Linked DNA regions of Homo sapiens: regions 1 and 3 are each linked to region 2. The links are chromatin loops, found by intact Hi-C in ENCODE. Cell type or tissue: B cell. All regions are shown on one strand. Region 1 has its middle 35 kb from the start of NEUROD1. Region 2 overlaps ITGA4 (integrin subunit alpha 4). Region 3 has its middle 47 kb from the start of LINC01934.

Region 1 (2,500 bases), 250 kb before region 2:
CAGTTCCAAATCTTTTGCTCTCTGAATCTTCTACTGAATTATTGGCTTGATTCTTGATTGGAGGTTTATTTCAGGTCTGTGCCATAAGGATATTTTCAATTTAAGGGTAGTTTGAGGTTTCTATCAAGCTTGTCGGGTTTAGAGGGTGAATGCCTGAGTTAGAATTCATTTCTATAAGTTTACTTTAAAGGAGAGTGTAAGACCTTGGGCAAATTATTTCATTCTCTGTTTTTGTTTCCTGATCTGTAAAATACAGATATTAAAAATACTCATTCATTTAAAAAGTGTCCATAGGTTGTTATGAGGATTACGTGAAATAACCCATGTAAAGCACCTGGTCTGTTGTAAACACGTAATTACTATAAGATACTATACCTTCTGTGTATACCCTCTTTCTGCCCACCTGTCATAAGCCCCATTCAGACTCTAGGAAACCCAAACCCATCATTGATGGGGCGGCCAGGGCCTCAGTTTATACAGAAATGGAATTTAGCTTAACATGTTACCTCTTTCAGGATTGAAAGGAACTCTGGGATTTAAGATTCCTCAACCCAAGGCATACATTCTAATGAGAAAAGTTTAGAAAGAAAGCCCATTTGTGAGTGAATGCTGCAAGATGGTAGAAAGCATTTGCCTCCATGTAAAAGCCAAGCAGTTTACCTCCCAGTTATTCAGCGAGGCCATGCCAAATGCTCAGTGTAGGTTAAACACCACATCCAGCACAGAAAGGTGGCAGATACATTATGACAAACACATGTATATGTGTGTGTCTTTATAGCCCAACTCTGCACAAAGAAAAGGTGGAGCTTACTCAAATAGAATAATTACAAGCTGAGAGGATTTGAAAAATAAAAGTCATCTAGTAAGCTCTATTTGTCTTTCTTATGTGGTTAGCTATGGGTCTACTATTGATTTCTTATTAACAACCTTTTATTTTTAAAATGGAGACTGTATAAATCTATAAGACTGCTTTCCCTGAACCAAAACCTTGGGTACAAAATCTGACAAATGTTTTCCCCCCTACTTTTTATATTCATGCATTTGTAAAGCATTGTGAATGCTTATAAGTTAAATTCCACTTGACCACATATTTAATGAAGCACCTAGTAAAGAACAGAACATAAATATCTAAAATGGGAAAATCACCAGAGAATCTGAATACCAAGGCAAAAAACCTGAAGGGATGGTGCCATAGTTTCTTGTCTCCTCCACAGCAAAAGCTCATTTTCCAGCTCACAGACACTTTCAAACTGGAAGGATTTTGAAGAAAAATCTGCTACCATCTTTTCTATATCCTGTGATAAACTACAGTTCTCATGAAGACAAAGAGTTTGGTCACACAATTGGAGCTGGCAGAAACATTTTTTTCAGCTCCTTATTACCAAACAAGATGGAGTCAGTCAGTGTTCTGTTGTGAGAAACTTGCCTTTCAGTCTGGTTGGTTTATAAGCTTTTAACAAACTGTCCTGAAGATGGCGCCACGTGCTTAGCTATGTTTTCTACCTGTATCATTTGGTGATTTCTGAAACCACTGTCTAAGGAACATACACAGACTTATGGGAAGATCTGTAGGAAATGCCACCTTGAAATGATATTCCTGTGTTAAGTATAGATATAAAACTAAGTCACCCAAGGAACAATTTGATTCAATTATCTTTAAATTTTCAGTTAGGAGAAGGAATTACGGAAAACAAATACAGTCATTGCTGTTCTGAGGTACATCAGTGGCATTTTCTGAAAGCCAAATTCCATCTCTAATCTTGTACTTTCTCCTTTGTTCCCTATTTGTAGCCATCCATCAAGTGGTCGAAGTCAGAAATTTGAATGACGTCTTTGATCCTTCTTTCTATTTTAACCTTCCGTACCAGAAACTCCACATCCCAATCAATCTCCCAGTCCTATCTGTTCTAATCCCTAAATGTCTCAGTTGTGTCCATGTCTGTCTCTGTCCATTCCCACTGCTACCAGTAAAGTTCAACAGCACCATTACCTCCTCCCTGCAGTATTGCACGAGTAGGTTAACTGTTTCCCCTTTCACACAGCTTGCTCCTCTCAATCTGCTCTCTTCATCTAGAGTGATCTTTCAGAAAGATAGACCTGATCATGTAATGCACCCCCCCACCCATTTACAATCTTCTATGGCTCCCTAGTGCTTTCAAGTAAAATCCACACTCTTGTAGTCTACAAGCCTTTTTTAGAATCTAGCTGTCTCCCAGTTTTCTAGCTTCATCTTGCAACAACAACTACCCCACTTGTTGTTTAACTTCGGTCATAAGATTTCTTTCCAGTTCCTAGTATGTTCACATCAGGATTGTTTATTTTTCCTGATCCTGCTTGTGCTCCAGCAGCAGCTGCAATTTACTCCTCTTCTATAGGCATAGCCACCACACCTCCATCTATCTAATTCTGGTTCACATTGTAGATCTCAATGAGAACATTATTTCTTAATAGAAAGAGTTCACTAGAGCACATTAGGACCCACCACTCTACGACTCCATAG
Region 2 (2,500 bases):
CTGCACATGCAATGCAGCATATAACCTGGCTCATAAAATATATGTGGCATATCATTATTGGGGAACTGTAATCATACACATTAACTCATTTTACACCCACAGTAGTAGCAGAGGATTGCTGTATTATTAATCCTACCCTACAGAAGAGAAAATTGAGTCTTAAAGGAATCAAATAACTTGCCCAAATCCGTAAGTGGAAAGATTAGAATTAAAAAATAGCATCTTTGATCTCTAAGTTATTTCACTCTATAGCATAGAACTCTAGAAATATTCCAGACATATGAATTAACTGAAATCTATTCCACTTTCTGAAGCTTTTAGCTGAAAATATATAAAATATAGCAAATATGCCCACAGACTGTACAATCGACTTTCACTTGTTCAAGAAAAAGGTCACTTACTTGTTCCCTATCTTGCCCTGCTCTTTTCCTCCATTTAGAATGGTTCTCAGTATTTTGGCATTTCCACTAAAGAAAGAAGGACCAGGGAAAAGGTCAGACTCTAAGGTCTTCTTTCTATATAACTTTTGACAGTGCTAGTGAAATACTTTTTGGCTAGGAGAGCTTGGGACTTTCTAATGCAAGTAAATGCCTGCTTTATCTACCTGCGTCATCGTACTGTCACTTCCCCACCAATTCAGACATTTGACTGGGGCTCTCAGTCTGGCTTTCTGGCTACTAAGACAACATATATACTTACCTGATCTTTCAAAACTCATGATGTGATGTGAAGTTTCAGAAAAGCAGTAAAAGCCCTTACCTTCCACCAACTGTCTTTTTTTTTTAAGCTGAAGCTCTATTCCATTGTAAGACAAAACCCATACATTTCAAATTGTTCCACTCTAAAGTTTTTCTTAATCCTAAAACATGAATGACCCTTGTTCCAATTCCATATTTTATAAAGAGTCATTCATTCAAGATATTTTTTATAAAAGCAATAATTAAAGTATATAATCCCTTCACTCACATAACTTCAGATTAGGAAAAATATATTAAAAGTGAGAAAATCAATTCAAATATGAGAACATGACAAAATTTACCATTGCAGGGCTATGAGGATGACAGAAAACTTATGCTTGTGTATGCAAGAATGCCTGGCACCTAGTAGGTGGTCAATAAATAATCAATGCCTCTGCTCCTCAGGGTACGTGCATTATGGTGCTTTGAACTGAGCCAGCAGAGGGCGCTCACAATGCTGCAAGAATTGATCAGCAGTCTTTAGCTTTTTAATTAAAATGGCCCCTTAATTTAGTTTTTCCTTTTAAGTCCTAATACTTACTAAATCCATTAATACTAATTCATATAATAATTGACTATATTAAACTATGTACTCTTTTCACACATCTAGTTAAACCTGGTGGCAATGTTTCTAAAAGATAATGATGTTTATGAATTCTACAATAAAAATAATTTTGGGTGATGGAAAGTAAAATATCCTTGGGTTTTAGAGGTGATACAGGACATAAAAGTACCAAACTTCTAGAACTCTTTTCCTCCAGCTAGTCTAGTGGAGAATAAGAGTCAAAAGAGCAAAACATCAAAGTTGGAAACCATTCTCAAAGTATGTTTTTTTAAAAAAATGTGTTTAAATGTCATCTTTTCATATTGCCTAAATAAAATCTCACAATGGCCAATAATCATGCTCAATTTATGTGAGAAACAGTTTATATAATTGTAGTCCTGAAAAAGCCAGTTATTTCAGCTATTTTTTTTTATCTTATTCTATTCTATTTAGAAAGAGTTCAAGAGGTAAATGTCCCCAGAGAGTAGTGCCAAGCTTTATGGTTGCAATTTTATAAATCTGGGCTGATCCTGAGTCATCATGAGGCCTCAGAACTCTAACAACTAGGTCACTTCTGGGTTTGATTTTAGGTTTGGGGTCTCTGCCAGGACTTCTTCAAAATCCCACAGAAAACGTACGCAAGTCTTTTTAATAACTAAAGCTGAAAAATGTGCCCCAGCTGATACATTTTGTAAGCATAATTTAAAGAGGGAAAGTTAGTCTCTAATTACTAATACTTATTGCATGCTTACTACGTACCACAGTTTTAATACATGCAAAGACATGTATTAACTCACTTTTCATAACATCCCTATGAAGTAGACAATACTATTATCATCCCAATTTTATGGATGCAGAATCTGAAACAAGGGATGACTAAGCACTTGCCCAAGGTCACACCACTTGTAAGTGGGGAAGGAAGGGATTAAAACTCACACTATCAACCACCATCTGATGCTGCCAGACAATTAGTTGTTAGTACTTTTCCATTATTTTCAACTATGGACATTTTGAATAAACCTATACTATTCTGAAACAACCTATTAAAAGAGCATATTTAAACCTCTAACATTAGAAAATAAGGAAAGAAAATTCTGAACCTCCATGGTTTTCAATTAATCTCTTGGATTTAAAAATTCATTTGAAAAACAATCACTAATGTGTGGATGCCACTTTGTCTATCTTTGAAACAAGAAAATACAAAAATGTAAACAGAAAA
Region 3 (2,500 bases), 390 kb after region 2:
CTTTATATTTATAAAAACAATATTGCCAAATAAAGAGGAAATTATATTTACCCATAGTTCCTTTTTTTCTGTGTATTCTCTTAATCTTTATTTTCCAACCTTTTTAGAAAGGTTATTCTCTAACCTTTTTTTCTATGTATTCTCTTAATCTTTATTCACAAACATACTTTTTACATAGTTGTAACCTGTGTATTCATACAATTTAGAGGAAATCACTAGTTAAGGCCTAATATAAAGAATTTATGCAGACTTCTCTTTAAGGAAATTATACAGTGTAAAACTTACACCATAATCCTCATAGACCTAAGAGTTTCAACCATCAGACCAAATTACAACTTCCTTTCCTTCCTTCTCCACTTGAGTAAATGAACTAATACGAGGCTCTCTTTAGTTTGAGTTCACTGTCCCTAAAAGAGTATATGTAAAATATTGTTATCTTCTTGGTTGCTTAGCATTATTTTTATGCAATCATTATAAAATCTTAAAATTATGAATGCAGATTCTCAAATCTGCATAAAACAATTTAAAGTTATTATCAAATGTCTTTTGCACAAGTAATTTTAGTACTTTTTCCTGTATACACTTTGCTTTTTAAGTTTTCTGGTATAAACGTCCCCACAGTAACTTAACCAACTATCTCATCGTTCTTATTCCACTCTTGTTGAGCTTATTGAATAAGGAAGGCATTAATACAAATGACAGACTTCTTCAAAGGACATCTGCATCTAAGTACACCATAAACACCAAAGGAAAGGCAGCATTATCTAGGTAGAGTAGGGTCTGCAATGAAAGAAGTACCAGTCTGGTTCCACCATACATCGACTGTGATTCATCTTGGTCCTATCGTTTTTGCCCCATGCAATTCAGGTTAAGTCTACTGTAAAAGGAAGATCTTATTAGCATTCTAATTCTTTGTGGATATGATGGCAAAAAAGCAAGAATATTCATAAGCATTTCAACATCCTCAGATGAAAGATACTGGATTTTTTAAGCAGAAGATTTCATTTGTTATTAATATTCATTAGGATAAATACCACTTATTACTAACTTGTCCTACTAAAACATCTCTGTATCATTCTGGTTAAAAACTATAAATGAGTTTACCTTTCCAGTACGTTTCAAGAACAAGTCTGGAGAGCATGCTAAACTGTTTTCATTTAGTGACACACTGACATCTAGTGGAGATTTATGGTGTGTGAAAGGATATCACACACCCAAAAATAACCACAGTTCTGATGGGGCAGAAAGAAAAAGCACCTTTTTGTTTTTTATGCAAGGCATCAAGAAAAAGATTTTTAAAAGATTAAATAAATGTACATTTCTTGTATACTTAAGTTTTGCTTGTTCAATTAGAAACACTCGCCAATTCACAAAACATAAAAAGACGGAATATTAGAGGTGGGAGTGGTGAAAAACTGTTTCATGTTGTGGTTTGAGAGATCCCAAAAAATATCCCACTAATTCAGAATCTAAAGGAGCAACATGTAATTATGTGCTCACTTCCTATTTACTTTTTATAGTGAATGCAGGCAACGGTGGAGGGAAGAAAGGAAGAAGGAAGGGGAGGGGAGGAGAAATGAGGGAAGGGGACATAGGAGGCAAGCCTTCCAGGGTTTCCACTACATCCCTTGAATTAACTTCTGCACCTCCTTGTGGTTAGAATTTTATTAATTCCAGAAGGAAAGCTCCTTTAAGCATATATGTAAGCTATATGGCATGTCACTAAGCATTTATTTAAACCTGCTCATTTAATATACTGTATTTACTTTGGAATAAAAATATAAAACAAAATGTTTCTATTACCCTGGGCTTTCCCAATGCAGCAGCATCAGTAAAAACATGGCTTCTGTGTTTGCTTTCTGTCCTTCCACAGGTAACAAGAAATAAATGCTAAGTGGCCCCAGGAGGAAGTCAATTTAACATCTGCATATTTTATTTAACATATAATTATTTTAATTAGGTAAGATTAACAATTATTCATTGGAAAATTATCACAATCATATCATATCAGGTACAGTACAAATTAAATCTAAAACGGTGTCCCCTCCTCCCCCTTTAGGGAACCTGGGAAGGACTCAGAGTGCCGATGGTGTATTTGATATACATCAGCCTATTTCCTTGTTTTCTATTGAACTTCAACCACTGGATGGAACTTCTTTACACCACTGTTTAATTGCTTCATTATTCCAGTGAGCAGGCAAGGCTGAAGAGGAGGAATTCTGGAAGCTGGAATAAAGAATTTATATTTGTACTGCTGTGTGCTTAGCCTCTGGTTCTGGAAGACCTTTCCACCACACCTCTTCTGAAAAAAAAAAAAAAAAAGAAAGAAAGAAAGAAAGAAAAGTGAAAACATCTTACTGTTGGCCTGGAGGAAACATGGAACTAAAAGAAATCCTCGAGAACTAGGAAATGTATGATTTTTCTCGCGAAGAATGTGTATGACGTTGTTCCTGCCACACCCAGAATGCTAAATTCTTTAATTCACTCTTTCAATTATGTC

The links. Hi-C counts contacts between places; a loop is a spot of excess contacts. Peaks named below come from ENCODE experiments on the same cell type or tissue, not always from the same donor. Only the 100,000 strongest peaks of a DNase experiment are listed, where the experiment ranks them.
Region 1: it touches region 2 in a loop (18-fold over the local background); 21 of 110 quality-filtered maps call a loop at or near these places.
Region 3: a loop joins it to region 2, with 13 times the contacts of the local background. A loop is called at or near these places in 33 of 110 quality-filtered maps.

The regions. Positions count from the first base shown.
Region 1 is chr2:181,714,198-181,716,697 of GRCh38, reverse strand. No RefSeq gene overlaps it. Among named protein-coding and RNA genes, the nearest start is that of NEUROD1, 35 kb to the right of the region's middle. RefSeq lists an enhancer at 1,543-1,592. In B cell, CTCF peaks have their summits at 1,249 and 1,448 (motif pointing right); a DNase peak (open chromatin) is centred at 1,477.
Region 2 is chr2:181,465,510-181,468,009 of GRCh38, reverse strand. All of the region lies in intron 2 of ITGA4 (integrin subunit alpha 4), which reads right to left. Among named protein-coding and RNA genes, the nearest start is that of ITGA4, 9.4 kb to the right of the region's middle. In B cell, CTCF peaks have their summits at 957 and 1,161 (motif pointing right); DNase peaks (open chromatin) are centred at 679 and 1,179; H3K27ac peaks cover 2,291 bases.
Region 3 is chr2:181,075,998-181,078,497 of GRCh38, reverse strand. No RefSeq gene overlaps it. Among named protein-coding and RNA genes, the nearest start is that of LINC01934, 47 kb to the left of the region's middle. In B cell, CTCF peaks have their summits at 996 and 1,195 (motif pointing left); a DNase peak (open chromatin) is centred at 1,167.